Regions from separate parts of the Homo sapiens genome. Here region 2 is linked to region 1. A link is a contact called in ENCODE Hi-C or POLR2A ChIA-PET data. All regions are on one chromosome and are shown on one strand. The core of a region is the stretch at or near the end of the contact, and the rest is flanking DNA. Distances in the headings are between cores, read along the strand shown.

What was found. Hi-C counts contacts between places; a loop is a spot of excess contacts on that map. ChIA-PET counts read pairs that join two places held with the same protein, here RNA polymerase II (POLR2A). Pooled maps may share reads with other maps.
Region 2: a loop to region 1 is called in a map with no recorded cell type, with 2.3 times the contacts of the local background. The contact joins two enhancer-like sites. A Hi-C loop is called at or near these places in 6 of 37 single-sample maps with no recorded cell type and 1 of 50 pooled maps. POLR2A ChIA-PET finds 5 or more read pairs at or near these places in 3 of 52 experiments (OCI-LY7, PC-9 and activated B cell).

Annotation. Positions count from the first base shown.
Region 1 is chr10:88,112,340-88,116,913 of GRCh38, forward strand. No RefSeq gene overlaps it. Among named protein-coding and RNA genes, the nearest start is that of PTEN, 250 kb to the left of the region's middle. RefSeq lists an enhancer at 2,176-2,515. Within about 2 kb of position 2,157, at least 7 of the 41 ENCODE cell types and tissues checked have a DNase peak (open chromatin) inside an H3K27ac peak, as active enhancers do; they include OCI-LY7, where a contact is called at or near this core.
Region 2 is chr10:88,330,322-88,334,895 of GRCh38, forward strand. All of the region lies in intron 5 of RNLS (renalase, FAD dependent amine oxidase), which reads right to left. The region is part of intron 1 of LOC101929727 (a long non-coding RNA gene); the gene reads left to right. Among named protein-coding and RNA genes, the nearest start is that of RNLS, 250 kb to the right of the region's middle. Within about 2 kb of position 2,215, at least 3 of the 41 ENCODE cell types and tissues checked have a DNase peak (open chromatin) inside an H3K27ac peak, as active enhancers do; they include OCI-LY7, where a contact is called at or near this core.

The sequences.
Region 1 (4,574 bases), core at 907-3,406:
GGTGTGTTCCCTGTTCACCACATCCATGCCAACATCTATTATTTTTCTATTTTTTGATTATGGCCATTCTTATAGGAGAAAGGAGCCAAAGACTTTTAATTCTTGTCCCACGATCAGTGGTTCTCAAACATGGGGATAAGAATCCACCTGGGGAGCTTATCAAAATGCAATCCTGGCTGGGTGTGGTGGCTCACAACTGTAATCAAAGCACTTTGGGAGTCCGGGGCGGGTTGATCTCTTGAGCTCAGGAGTTCGAGACCAGTCTGGTCAACATGGTGAAACCCCATCTCTACTACAAATATAAAAAAATCAGTCAGGCGTGGTGGTGCATGTCTATAGTCCCAGCTACTTGGGAGGCTGAGGCATGAGAACTGCTTGAACCTGGGATGCGGAGGCTGCAGTGAGCCGAGATCACGTCACCACACTCCAGCCTGAGCGACAGAGTGAGATTCTGTCTCAAAACAAAAAAAAAAAGAAAAAAGAAAGAAAGAAAAGAAAAGAAACATGCAATTCTCTCTCCCAGATCTTTCTTCTGACTTAAGTAGGTAAGGGTGAAACCTTGAGATGTGCATTTTGGAGAGAATCCATGATCCCCCTACAGACGCCCACTTTAGGAAGCTCTGCTCTGGTTCCATGCCACCATGCAAGGTTGGCCTAACGCAGCGGCAGCAGGACTATCGTGAAGTCAGGTTTAGAATTAAATCCTGGCTTAGCAACTTGCAAACTGTGTGACAGTAGCCAAGTTACTTAGCCTCTCTGAGCTTCGTTTTCCTCATTTTCCATAAGGGGATAATAATATCCACACAAGTTGCCGTCCCAGATTTCATTTAACATAGGTCCCTTCACTGCCCTATCTCACTAGTTTGACTCATTTAGAGATTATAGGCATAATGTCAGGGAGAGGGGAGGGATTTGAGGGAAAAGAGAACTTCAAAAAAAATTTTTTTAAGCTTCTTAAATCCTACCTCATAGGAGGAAAAAAAGACAACAAAACACCATTATTAAGGGCTGACCATGTGCTAGGCCTTGTCAGTGCTAAGAAGAGTACTTTTCAGATCCAATGTAACTCAACGCTTCACTCACTTCACAGACTCTCCCCTGGGCCCTGTGGTTGGGCTTCCTGTTTCCACATCAAAATTTAGTTCAATGAGCATTTGTGAAGGGCCAGCCAGGCACCAGGCTCTATGGGAGGTCCTGAGTGGGTGAGAGGACACAAATGTGGATGACAGGTAGGCCTGGGCTCAGGGAGCTCTCCATCTACTGAGGGACACAGGTCTGGGTATAACTACAATATGGACCAAGTACTGTGGGAGCTCAGGGGAGGGAGAGACTAATTCCAACAGATGAAAAAGAAGGAAAAAATTCCATTGGGCAAGAGTTCTCATGACCAACATTTGATTGCAGGCTCCTTAAAGATGGGCTATTTTTTTTCCCTGTTGACTCTTCAGAGTGTCCTGAAAAGCCTTGGGCCCTGTGGCTCCTTGATGAGTTCATTAGACTCACTGACAAGTCCTGCAGACCTTTGCTTCTTGATGCCAGCTGTGTGCTGCTCTCTGAAGCTCCTTCTTTCACACCAAACAACAGTTTCCAGGGCTGGTGGGCGTTGGACAGTCTGGAGCGATTCTTGACTTGATTTACTAATACATACTATTGCAAGAAAACCTTTGTGAAAGTAGCCACCATCCTGTCTGCCTTTTTATTCTGAAGCTCCTCTTGCTCTCCCAGCCCCATGTTCTCATGCACACTGTCACAGTGAGTTGTTTAAGTGCTCAGATGTTATTACTTCCTGGGTAATCTACTTGGAGAGTTAAAGTTTGGCCTGTGGCCTGGGCTAGGCATTCCTTTTTCCTAGGATTGACTTTCTGGAAAGGAGGGTGATCCAGCCTGTTGGACTGAGCACAGCACTTTGAGAAAAGGGGAGCTTAGGAATGGAGCCCAGAGGAAGCCCCCTGGTTAGGAGGAGTTGTTTATTTTAGCTGTCAGGATGGCAAAGATGGTTTCTATTTGGCCTGCCCTGTTGTACTTACTGGCTGCTATTGGTTCATTTTGTTTGAAAAAAAAAAAAGGAAAGGAAAGTGGCTGATTGTTGAAGAAGCTTTCGTTCAATGGGAAAAAGTGCTTCTACCTTACAACAGGAAAAGCGTCAGCAATGGCAGGAGAAAGCAAAGTGGGCCATCTCTTCATGGAGCCATCTGGTGGCTCTTCGCTGTAAGCACCACTCCTGGAGTCTCCTGTGTGGGTGCAGAGCTCACTCCATGCATCTCTTCTCGGAGAAGTGGCCTCCTCCAGTGCAGGAAGGAAACTCCTCTCCGCCACGGTGCACCAGATGGCTGCCCACTTTGATTGGCTTCATCATGGCTTTCAGGGACCTGCAGGACCTGCCCCTGGGCTTTGTTCTCAGCCTCTACTCCAGATGCGCTTCTCCAGCTCCACCCCACCTGCCTGCCCCCTGCCCTCCTAGGGCCTTTGCATTTCCTCCCCTCTGCTCAGGATGCCTTTCTCCAACGTCTTCTTAAGGCTGATTCCTTCTCATTGCTTCTATTGCAACTCAGAGGAGCCTTCCTCAGAGAGGCCTTCCTTGACCACTCTTCCTAAAGCAGGCCCTGTCCCAAGTCACTGTTCGTGACAAGTGTCGGCTTTATTTTACTCATAGGATACTTAGTGGCATCTAAATCCTATTCATTCATGTTCTTCCCTCTTGTTTATTGCCTGTGTTAAATGCAAGAGAACAAAGCCTTATCTGATTATTTTATCTCTGTCTCCCTAACATCAAGAAAAGTACCTGGCTTGTACTGAATGTTCAGTAAATATATGCGAAAAAATGAATGAAACTAAAGACATAAAACATAGAAAGGGAGGTGCTTTAGAGCCCAGATATGTCTGTCTGAGGCTGTGCTGGACTCCTCCTCATTCCCTCTGTTTCTCCCTAGATAACAATCTATGGAAGGGGCTATTTCTCTGGCTAGCATCCATTTTTCTCTGGGATTCTATTCTGGTTGGCAGGAATTTGGTTCTTCCCACCATCAAACCCTCCCGGGTCTCTTTCTTGGTTCAGTTTTTCCTAATGTACATTCACACTCTTTAATAGCTTTAACAGTGACTGTTTATAGGGGGGAAGCTGTCTTCCAACTTTGAGGTGCTATGATTTTTAGACATTTCCAAATATTCTATATAAAACACAGAACCATCAAGAGAAATTCATACCTCATCTGATCACAATCTCCTGGTTAACTTCCTTCACTGTGGACAGCGCTTGGCCTGCATATCCACACTCCTTTGCAGCCAGCAGCTGCCTCTTCTCTTGATGCTGCCTTTTCGTTGCCTAGCCAGGAACCAAGGCTCTATCTGCCCAAGGCTCTATCTGCTCTATCTTTAGAGAAGAGCCCTCAGATTCCAGGGAGCAGCAGCTCATTTTTAGTGAGGTTTCCCCTGTACCTGGGCTGGTCAAATATTCTCCCTCGGCCTTTTCTTCAAGATTTTTTTTTCCACTCGTGTGTGTGTGTGTGTGCATTCACACACATGTGCATGGCCATTGCACCCCACATAGAGCCCCAGCCTCATCCAAATTGCTGGTTCTTCTCTTCATTATTCTCTCTTTTTCTCATCCTCATCCTTCCTGGATTCTTCCAACAAATTCCAAATTTCTTTCCCATTTGGTATTTAGAAAACATAAGCTTGAACCACCAACTCAATACACTGTGAGCATCTCACAATTTCTCCAAATTCCTTGGGGATTACTGTCTTGTAATCACTCCTGGCTTCTAACTCCTGCTTTTTAAATTTGTGGCTCTATGCTTTCTGTTGTTCTAATCCATGTTGACTCATACCTGAAATTGAGCCTCTTCCCTGAGTTCACCAACACAAACAAAAATCCCCACTTATTCATGAAAGTTTGCAGAGAAGATTTTAGAGTAGACTTAAGAGGAGGATGGAGACGGTCTTATTGCAACAGCACACAGCCACATATGAAAATAGTCATCCAAGTTCTGCCTTCCCATCCCTGAGATTTTTCACTGGCCATTGCACCCCACATAGAGCCTCAGCCTCATTCAAATTGCTGGTTCTTCTCTCCAGCCTTCTCTCTTTTTTCTCATCCTCATCCTTCCTGGGTTCTCCTGACAAATTCCAATTTTTCTTTTTAGTTATGCGGAGCAATTCAACTCTTCCCTGCCTTTCTTTCCACATCTTGCTCTGGGTCCATTTTGCATATCCAAACTCATCAAGGTACGCAGCAGATTCAAAGGGTTTCTTATTTATGAAGAGCTGCTCTCCATGGAAGGCAATTGTGGTTTAAGCAGCATTTCCTTCTCCTTTGTAAGCAAGTTATTCAAGAAAAGGCCAATAGGAACTGATGCCCTGTGTGTCATCCAAATAAAGAATCCACAAAATACCAAAACTAGGAGTGGCTTTTCTGAGGACCTACTCATTGTCTACTTACTGTCTATTTTGAGAGGGCAAATGGCTCAAAGAATCCTATGAGCCACTGAAATCAAACTGACAAAGCTTTTAGAGTCACTTTGCCTCCATAGGGCAACTAAGAGCCCCTGAGCTCTGTTTGCCCTTCTACTGGGGGT
Region 2 (4,574 bases), core at 965-3,464, 220 kb after region 1:
ATGACCACTTTAACTAGATTTATACAATATGCTGGCAGAATGAATTCTGGCACCAAATCTGCTTAAGGGTGGGTTTGTGGTTTGGCATCTCAGTAAGACATTTTGTTAAGTAACTTCCTCAAAATGAGATAGAATATCTCTCTTAAGCTGATGGTTTATAGCATATCTTATAATTAAATAATATAGGCTTTTTAAATAAAATCAGAAACTAAAATTCTTAGTAACACCAATAGTATTTAACATTGCTCTGGTTGGTACAATAAGATAAAAAATGGAAAAAAGATGTATAATTATTAGAAAGAAGGAAAACATGGTTGAAAACAGTAGTGAATCCAATAAACTTGATCAAGTTGAAATATTTTTACATAAAATTGATTTCCTTATATATCAGTGATAACTAGTAAGAAAAATGATTTTTAATTAATTATGCAACATCCTTTACAATTTGACAAAATGACGCTAAAGGTAAAATACAATAATAATATTTAAAATTTTTTGTAAAGAAATTCAATGAGTAGAGACTTGCTTTGTCATATATTTAAATACATTATAAAGCTACAGTAATTAAAATAGGCTGGTACTATTTAATAATAATGATGAACCAGAATAGTTATCTCTGAAAAAAATCCTAAACCATATTAAGTATTATAACAGAAACTTAACAAAGCACTGGGGAACAAATGCATTTTAATATTGGCTAGAAAATTGGATATAAGGAAAAAATTAACTTAGGTATTCTTTTTCCACTTCTGAGACACATTTCTCACCCATTTCTAATTTTCTACTTCTGTAGCCATATGAAGAATGTACCTTCTTAGGTATACAGCATCTCTGCTCCTAGGTTTGCTCTCACAACTTTATATTAAAAGTTCAAACTCCCTGGGACACCCTTATTCACATGCAAACACATCAGAGACTTTTTCCATCTGAAAAATTAAATTTTTGGCAGTGTGTATCAAGGGTCAGAGGTTGCGTTCCCAAAGGCCAGCTCTAAATTATATCTCTGACAGGGAAATAGAGGACTAAAGAAATTTAAGGAGTGGAAGACTTTAATGTTAGAGACCAAGACCAAAAAGAAATGGGTGAAATATTTCTTCAATTATTGATTCAGTCAAATGAGCATCCTGGTGTCTGGCATTTGTTGCCATGAGACACAGTATTAAGGTCTTTCAAGAGTTTACATCTTACTGGGGGAAATGAAACACATGCAAAGTAATAACAGAATCATTATCCACTAAACGGTATACTATTGATGTGTGTGCAAATGAACGTTCTAAGTAAAGGGGAGGACTTAGTTCAGAAAACAGATTCACATGAGGAGAGAAGTTGGACAAGGAGCTGGGGGCCACACTGTTTTAGGGGTGGTGGTCTGCTCTCCTTTCTCATGGCGGTGGAGGTTGATGATACGTTTGCCCTTCTCCAGTCCATTTGGAACTGGCTGGCTCAACTGCCCTCTAGCCACGAGAGTTACTACAATTTAGCTCTTTTATATGGCTCCCAGGCTCAGCAGCACCTGTAATGAAGAGCAAGCCAATCATATCAGTAAGTCCAACAAAAAAAATCTAACTTTCCCTGGATGATAAAAGATAGCCAGGGAGAGAGAGGGGAGAAAGATGGGAAAGGGAGGCTGAGAGAGAAGTAAACATGCTCCTGATGTCTCTCTCTCCTCTTTCTTGCCTTGCTAGCAGAACCAAGCCAAAGGAGCACAAAGTACTCTCTGCCTTTTGGCATTCTACCTCCTTGGCTGCGTGTCTACTGCTGGTCCCAGGTCAAGAACTAGGCCTCACTATTCAGAGGGACCACCTGCAGATTTTACTTGCTTTTTAAAAATCTCAGATCTAGTTCTTATATATAGGTTACAGCAGCCAAAATTCAGCTATGATAACACTCCTCACCAAATATGTCCTGGGCAACTTTGTTACCTCCAACTTTATCTACGGCAGGGACTTTTGTAGTATTTATAATCATTCAACACAATTTTACAGTTTTAATTGAAGAGTAAAGTTCTGGAAGTAAATACTTCTGAAATGATGGCATGGGCCATGCGGAGAAAAGATGGTTTTACTCACAGTCCTTCCCTTTACATATTTCACTCTTATACTGTCATCTTTGAGGAAAAGTACTTGTTTTACTTTCTTCCATATTATGTCCCTGGAGGTAGGGGGCTATATTAATTGATAAAAGCAGTTGTTTACATATCTAGTTAAAACCGTTGAAGAGGTTTGAATTAACAGCCTCATTTGGGAGACTTAAGGATTATAAGATCTAAAGAAGTGATAGGAGAAGGTAATTGGCCTGGAAAAGATTCAGAAAGATAAATGAATGTGGAAATTGTATTCTTGTCAGCAGACACCAAAATTGCCTGACAAACCCTTACTTCCCTTTTTACAGGTTAACTATCTATTTTAAAAGGGGGAAATGATAGAGGTGAAATGACACCCTTCTAAATGTCAGGAAATATAATTCAAGTAAAAAAGTGTGTGGTTTTTTTCTCCTCTTCCTGCTGAGGGTTATACCTACCTCTTCCTAGGAAACTATGATGTACCATTTAAGATTTATAGAAAATTCTGGAGTAATGTTTTTACCCCTAAGAAACAAGATATGATTCATTTAGCATAAGCAACTCAGGTCTCTTTCTCCATCCTGATTGTACACTTTTGAGGAATATCAATTGAGCTTCAGATCTTGAGTCTGAAATTCTGTCTCCCTACTCCCTGCCTGTATGACTTTAGGCTGCTTGTTGTTTTGTAATTTCTTAAGTCAGTGCCTCCCACAGGAACCATGACATATTAATAGTTATTAGGCAAAACAACAACAAAATTCTTTGGACGAATATATTTTTGAAATGCCTGGCTTAAATAAAATTAAGTGGAACTTCTCGGTCCCTGATATGGTTATGTACAGTGTAAATCTTTAATGGAAAGATATTATTAAATTATTTTTGGTGTTTTAAAACTACTTTTATCTGAATTACAAAACTTTTTAAAAAGTTATTCAAACATGATGAAAGTGTATAAAGTGAAAAAATAAAAGTACTGCTTTGGTATCAGAACTGGCAGCCCCATTCTCCAGGGTAACTACTGTCAGTGGTTTCTTAATACCCTTCCTGAAATTTTCTACAAATGAGCCCGCATATTTACTTCCCGTTTAATAACGGAAACACAATCTTACCATAGCTATCATTTATATCTTGCTTTTGTTAAAGCAACATATCTTGGACAGATTTCTAGCAGTTCATGGGGACCTACCTAATTTAATAACATGAATTGCCATGGTTTACTAGTCTTTCAGAGCTGGGAATTTCATTTTTTTTCCAGTTTGTTGCTGTTAGAAACAATGCTGCAACAAACACATTTATTCTGTTATGGTCTGAAGGTTTGTGTCTCCCCAAAACTCGTATGTGAAATCTAATTTCCAATGTGTTCGTATTTAGAGGTGGGGCCGTTAGGAGGTGATTTGGTCATGAGGGCTACGACTTCTTGAATGGGACTAGTGACCTTACAAAAGAGGCTTGAGGGAACTTGTTTCCCCCTTCCACTGTGTGAGGATGCAGCAAGAAGTCGCCACCTCTGAAGGAGAGAGTGAACCCTCACCAGATGTCAAATCTACCAGTATCTTGATCTTGAATTTCCCAGTCTCCAGAGCTGTGAGCAATAAATTTATACTGCTTAGAAACTACCCTGTCTAAGGTATTTTGTTATAGGAGCACAAACTAATTGACTAAGACAATTCACATACCTTTGTTGAACTTCTGTGAGACTATCTCCAGGATAAATTCCTAGTAATAGAACTGCTGAGTCAAAGGGTAAGCATATTTAAAATTATTTCTGATATAGCTAAATGGCCCTTCAAAATCACAATCCCCCCAATAGTAAATGAGAGCTCTTATTTCTCCACATTCTTAACACTGGGTAATGTTTGCTAATCTGTTAGTTTAAAACATATCTTATTTTATTTTTAGTTTTCAGTTAGTTATGTATGAGTGTGGCATTTTTGCATACAAATCCAATTTGTAAACTCTTTCCCAAAGATCTGACTTTTTCTTGCCCCACTAGAAACAACAATGCCAACCTCAGGATTACTGTACAGATTCAATCCATGTAAAGTGAGAAGTTCAGGGTTTGGCACACAATAAGTGCTCATCAAATGCTATTTGAAAAACCAACCTATCAAGCCTGACTCACTTCATTTGAAAGGATTAGAGTTACTGAGGTTTTATTGTACCTCACTTCATCAATGGGAAATGCAGATTTCAGAAAACAATGTAGATGGGAGGAAAGTGCTCTCCACACTTACAGTATTTATCACATTGTATTTTCATTGTCTATTTGTCTGTCTCCCCTCTAGATTGAGGGGTACCTGAATTTATGGATATTGTCTTATTTTACATTTCTTTTTTTTCCCTTGAAATCATGATTTTATTGAGTTGAAGGCATTTCAACCACAGGTGATTAGTATCATCTGAATCTACCCACAGCTCAATCAAGTCTAAGGCTAAAAACATTCAATCTCTTAAAAAAAAATGAGCAAGCAATTTTTCCTCTGTAGTTCAAGTTCATTGAGTTGATAACTCT